2 separate regions of the Homo sapiens genome follow, and region 2 is linked to region 1. Evidence: read pairs that join two places in POLR2A ChIA-PET (ENCODE). Cell type or tissue: PC-9. All regions are shown on one strand. Each heading gives the region's core, and the rest is flanking DNA. Links, peaks and the distances in the headings are about the cores only. Region 1 overlaps CMC2 (C-X9-C motif containing 2). Region 2 overlaps CMIP (c-Maf inducing protein).

Evidence for each region. Peaks named below come from ENCODE experiments on the same cell type or tissue, not always from the same donor. Only the 100,000 strongest peaks of a DNase experiment are listed, where the experiment ranks them.
Region 2: POLR2A ChIA-PET joins it to region 1 with 8 read pairs; 2 of 35 experiments call an interaction of 5 or more read pairs at or near these places.

The regions. Positions count from the first base shown.
Region 1 is chr16:80,973,294-80,976,206 of GRCh38, forward strand. CMC2 (C-X9-C motif containing 2) reads right to left here. Exons shown (of 4, transcript NM_020188.5): 4 at 1-2,886. The coding sequence ends at 2,800. Among named protein-coding and RNA genes, the nearest start is that of CMC2, 32 kb to the right of the region's middle. In PC-9, for the core only: CTCF peaks have their summits at 1,506 and 1,715 (motif pointing right); no DNase peak of the experiment used is centred there.
Region 2 is chr16:81,710,238-81,713,150 of GRCh38, forward strand. CMIP (c-Maf inducing protein) reads left to right here. Exons shown (of 21, transcript NM_198390.3): 21 at 1-1,525. Among named protein-coding and RNA genes, the nearest start is that of PLCG2, 68 kb to the right of the region's middle. RefSeq lists enhancers at 1,302-1,984, 2,667-2,913. In PC-9, for the core only: no CTCF peak of the experiment used is centred there; a DNase peak (open chromatin) is centred at 1,504; H3K27ac peaks cover 399 bases.

The DNA.
Region 1 (2,913 bases), core at 240-2,739:
GGCCCCACTCAAACGGTATCAGCCCTAGTGATTTGGTGCCTTCTACCAAACTACGGAGGAAGTGTTTCCAATACCCCAATTTGGGTGCACTTGAGAGAAAAACAATATTGAGGGGGCCCTTACTTTGTGCCAGATAATCTATCACATACATCTCAACCAATCCTCACAATAACTCTATGTGACAGGTACTGTCACTGGGTTGAACTGGTTTAACCATAACTATTCACCGAATAACCAGAAAGATCTTTATAAAATATAAATAAATGAAATCATAACCACTCCCTAAAACTTTCTAATGGTTTTCCATTATGCTCCAAATAACATGCAAGTTCCCTGAGGTGATGTCCAAGGCCTGTGTGTTCTGGCCCTGCCCACCTGTGTCCTCAGCTCATGCCACCCTCCCCCTTGCTCACTGTGCTCCAGTTCACTAGCATTTTATTTGTCAAACTCCCTTCCTAGAGGAAGCTGGAAAGGTAGATCATTGCCATAGCCTTCAGTGTGTACTTTACTCTACAGGGATCAGCAACAGCTGCAACACAAGAGAGTAAGACCTAAAAACAGTAGGTGGTTTGAATATCCCATAAAAACGTACTCATATATTACTTATAAAATTTTTAAGAATGAACTTCCAAAGTTTCATCCTGCTCTTATGGTCAGCTACTGACATTGGCCTACAGGGCCTTAGCTGGCATCTGCATGCTGACATCTCCCAATTTTGTTCTAATCCAGGTGACTCTAACAAGCTGCAGACCTAAATACCCAGCAGCAACCCGGAAGCCCTCTCCCGCTGGATCCTCCACACACACTTCACCTCCCCAGTACTCCCTCCCAAGCAGGCACAAATCAAATGCCTGAGACATCCTAGACACTTCCTTAAACCCTACACCTAGTCAGTCATGCTGACTCAATGCTTGAATCGTCACTCCTCCTAATCCCCAAAGCCACATCTTTCATCCAGGCCCTCATTTCTCACTCAAGTTAGCACAAAAACCTAATTGCTCTCCTTGGGCGTTATCTTCCTTCCCCTCCAATTTATCCCCCAAACTATAACCAAAAAAACTTACTAAAATACAAATTGAAATATATCAGCCTTCCAACTAACTCCTCTACCCAAATCCCTAATCACCATATTAAAACCTGCAACTGGTCATCACAGCACTGAAAATAAAATTCCAACAGATTTCAAAGCTGTCTATGATCTTCCTCCACTCTAAGCTCCCATATTCTAGTCATGCTAAATGCCTTAAAGTGCGCCTCAGAATGTATCCCATTTTCACTCATTTGTCAAAGGTCATCTTTGCTAAATAGCTTTCTTGGAATAGCTCCTTCTTCATGAAGACTGAACATGAAAGTCCTCTGTCTTCTATGACATCTACCTAATCATGGCACTTTGATGATTACAGGTGACTAAAAGTCAACTTTTCAGTTAACTACAAGATTCTAAAGGCAAAATGTCTCATTTCTGTATTTCTACTGCCTGACACTAGGGGGACTGAATAAATATTCATACACTTTGTCTTGGAAGGTACTTCAGAATTAATTCTGGTTCTTTCCCCATCCTTTCACTGAATGTCTGTTATGCTCTGTAATCGACGTACTGAGCGAAAGTCCAGCTTCTTGAATACCTCCTGTGATGGGGAAGTCACTTATTAAACACCAACACCAACAAGGCCTCATGCTGGATATTATACACAGAACTCCACTAGAAGGAGCTCACAGCTGAGTCTGTTCCCTGACACCTGACAAGATCAAGCCCCTGCTGTGACTGCAGCTGGAAGCTGCTGACTTCCAGATTGTCACAGGTCTCAGAAACACTTGGCAGAAGGAACACTGGTGAAATGACTGCTAGAATTGGGCACGGGAAGAACAGTCCTATACTCAGCAGAGAGGAGACACACTGGCCTAAGGTTAATGTCCAGGAGTTAACTGGCACCTCGAGTGGACACATTCAACCAAATGGGAAAGCAAAGTCTGCTAAGACTCAATTCCTAACCAGATGAAATTTTATCAATGTTAAGTGTAAATATTTAATCTTTTAGTCTGGGCACAGTGGCTCACGCTTGTAATCCCAACACTTTGGGAGGCTGAAGTGGGCGGATCACCTAAGCTCAGGAATTTGAGATCAGCCTGGCCAACATGGCAAAACTCTGTCTCTACCAAAAATACAAAAACCAGCCAGGCATGGTAGCCTGCGCCTGTAGCCCCAGCTACTAGAGAGGCTGAGGCTGGAGAATCACTTGAATCCGGGAGGTGGAGGTTACAGTAAGCTGAGATCGCACCACTGCACTCCAGCCTGGGCAGCAAAGTAACACTATGTCTCAAAAAAAAAATTTTTTTTAATCATTTAGAAAATCACTCTTTAAAAACAATAAAGTTGCAACATTTTCAAATAGTTAACACTGCTGGGATTTCCCCAGAATTCTTCAACATCATGTTGTCAAAAAGAAAAAGCCTAATGGCAACATTTTCCTCTAATGCCAAAAGAATCTAAGAGAAAGGAGAAAAAAATTATTTAAATTATTTTATTGAAGGAGATAAGTTACTCAGATATTAACTGGTTGTAGGCAAAGGGAATAAACATGGTGAAGTCAGGTTTGCTGGTAAAGGGGAGACAGTACTAAACGCCCTGCCCAACAAATACTCAGAATCCAGGGTTTTCATATTTCTCCATGGTTCAATCTCTCACAGGTCACTTTCCATTCAAAGGATTATGGAGACCAAATAAGACAGGATTCTTTCAGGTATCAACCCAGAGTCTTTAGGTCTTCTCTCAGCCAAGGCATCGAGTGAAAATACAATTTATTTTTCGGATTCCTCTGGAGGATTAAAAAGTTTCTTTCGCATTGCAATGCCATGCTCCCTGCTCTTGGTCCTGTTTTCTACGTACTGAAAAATAAAAGAAGGGGGGGAGAA
Region 2 (2,913 bases), core at 188-2,687, 740 kb after region 1:
GCCCTTGGGACAAGAAGACCCAGTCACATCACTGCACCCGTCCTGTGTCCTCACCATTGCTATGCAAAGTGATTCTTGTTGTACATAAGATTTAAATAATGCACCTATTTAAGACATGTTGACAAATTGCGGGTCTGGGACCCGCCTCTTATTTATGAAGTCTTTGACCGTCCCCCCCGCCCGACCCCACCGCCCTCCCGCCCCCACCTGGCGTGTAGTACTGTATAAACCAGTCAGCTGTCGGGTTAGTGGTAGTATTATTGTTATTTTTTTAAAGGAAACAAACAGACAACAAAAAGAAGAAAAAAAAAAAGAACCTCCTTGGAAAAATTAATTGCTTTTTCGTAATGGATTCTCTATGCTAATGCTCTCTCGTCTGTCTGTCTGTCTGCCCACTCCCCCACCCACCACTGTGCGTTTCTGATTTCCAAATGTCTCCAACTCCCTCACGAGGTGGGGCTCAGGCTGGAGGAGGAGGGATTAAGATCCCCTTGCTCCACTAAGGCCCAAGCTCTTTCTCTCGGCACCTTTTAGACTTGAATGGGAGGCTGCTAACCCGCCCTCTCCAGTCCACCCCGGTAAAAGAGCTGTTCCCCACCCCCAGGGAGCTCCTGTCCCTGTCAGCCTTTGCTGTCCCCTGTCCCCAACGGAGACTCTGTCACCCCTGGGCTCCCCCTGCCATCGTGTGCTTCACGTGGCCCCATGCATGCCCGCCTCTCTGCATGGTCTCTTGGGAAAAGAGAGATGTGTCGCCTCCGCCAGTCCGACTGCCCTCCCCACCCCACCCCCGCCACCCCCCACATGTGACCACTGCAACGAAGACACTCCTTCTGTCCCCACCTGCTCCGAAGACAAACCAACCTCCGTTTCTTTTATAAACAGTCGGCTTTTTCTTAATAAGCCCTCACTGTACAGAACAGCCCGTTGATGGTTTATTTGGGGTCCCCCTCTCCCCCCAGCCCTTTTTTCTGTTGGTTTAGCACAAATACTTCCCTCCTCCGGCACCTCCAAACCTACCCCACAGTCAGTGTACTTGTTTTATATATATTTAATCTTATTCAATGGAAACCATGCTTTTGTCGTTTTATACTTTGCTAGGTAGACTTTATTACCCCCCCACTATGCCCTCATTTTTTTAAAAAAGGAAAAAAAAAAGAAACTGGGTTCCAGTCTTAATTCATTTTCCGTGCCAGGTTTTATTTCGTGTGTGTGTGAGTGTGTTCTGTTTTGTGTTTTGTTTTTTGTTGTTGTTTTTAGTTGTTTGGTTTTCTTTTCTTTCCCCCCTCCGGTCCCATACTTCACAGCACTCTGGTGCGGGAAGAAGCAGAAGCAAAAAAAATAAAAATAAAAAAATAAATAAAAATAAAAAAAATAAAAAAGGAAAAAAAAAAAAGAAGAAACAAGACATGCCACCTTTCCCCTCGCACTGTTGCTTTTCCTGATGGTTAATACTACTGTCACGTAGCTGTGTACAAAGAGATGTGAAATACTTTCAGGCAAAAATAAACTGTAAGTGACTCATCAATGTCTGGCCTTTGTGTGGTTTCTCGGCGCCCAGCGGGAGAAGGTCCAAGGAGGGGGCGAAGCCCAGGCGGGAAATCTGAGGCTCAAGACAGTGCCGGGATGCCCTCGCCACCTTCTGTGCGCACTTCCTGAGGACCAGGGCTCAGCATCCTGGCTGCTGTTGGCCACTGGGGCCGGAGCTGTCTTCGTTGCAGGGGGGCTGTTGTGTTCATTGCCAGACATTGAACAGCATCCTTGGCTTCTACCCAGCAGTAGCACCCCTTCCCCATTTATGACAACCAGAGTGTCTCCAGATGTTGCCACGTGTCCCGTGGGGGGATAGTTCGCTCCCCAGCTGAGACTCCGTGTCATAGACTGAGGTCAGTGCTGCTGTTCAGCAGGGCCTTACGAAAGCTGTAGCCCAGAGCTACTCCAAGGAATGTGCCTTCCATCCACCTAGGGGGTCTTGTGAAAACGCAGATACTGACGCCATAGCGCTAGGTGGTGCCTGGGAATCTGCATTCCTGACGAGTTTCCAGGTGATGCTGTGCTGCTGGTCAATGCCAGGTTCCTAGACCCACACTTCAGCTGCCTCCTCCCCCTAGATGTCTCCAAGAGGCAATCTTGACAAGTCCAAAAATAAATGCTTTATCTTGGCCAGGCACGGTGGCTCACTCCTGTAATCCCAATACTTTGGGAGGCCGAGGCGGGTGGATCACAAGGTCAAGAGATCGAGACCATCCTGGCCAACATGGTGAAACCCTGTCTCTACTAAAAATACAAAAATTAGCTGGGCGTGGTGGCGTGTGCCTGTAGTCCCAGCTATTCGGGAGGCTGAGGCAGGAGAATCGCTTAAACCCGGGAGGCAGAGGTTGCAGCAAGCCGAGATTGCGCCTCTGCACTCTAGCCTGGCGACAGAGCAGGACTCCGTCTCAAAAAAAAAAAAGTAAAGAAAAAATGCTTTATCTTCACCCCTCTTCCTAAACCAGTCACCCTTCAGGGTCCCCCAGCTCAGCAGGGGTATCCTTGTCCTCAGCCCAGGCATGTCCTGCCTCCACATGCTGACAGAAATCCAGGATGTCCACGAGCCAGTCCTCTGCCTCTCCACCATGGGCCCGGCCCGAAACCAGCTCTCCAGAGACTCTGTGTCTGGAGTTGCCCCCTGCCAGCCCCCACCGTCCCCACACCATCCAGCTCCCTCTGCTACCTGCCCCACCTCTCTCTATGCCCTGGTGGCCTCCTTCCAGAGGCCTCTGCCAGGTCTTTTTAAGACAGGTGAGAAGGCTGGGTGCGGTGGCTCATGCCTGTAACCCCAGCACTTTGGGAGCCCGAGGCGGGTACATCACCTGAGGTCAGGAGTTCGAGACCAGCCTGGCCAATGTAGTAAAACCCTATCTCTACTAAAAATAC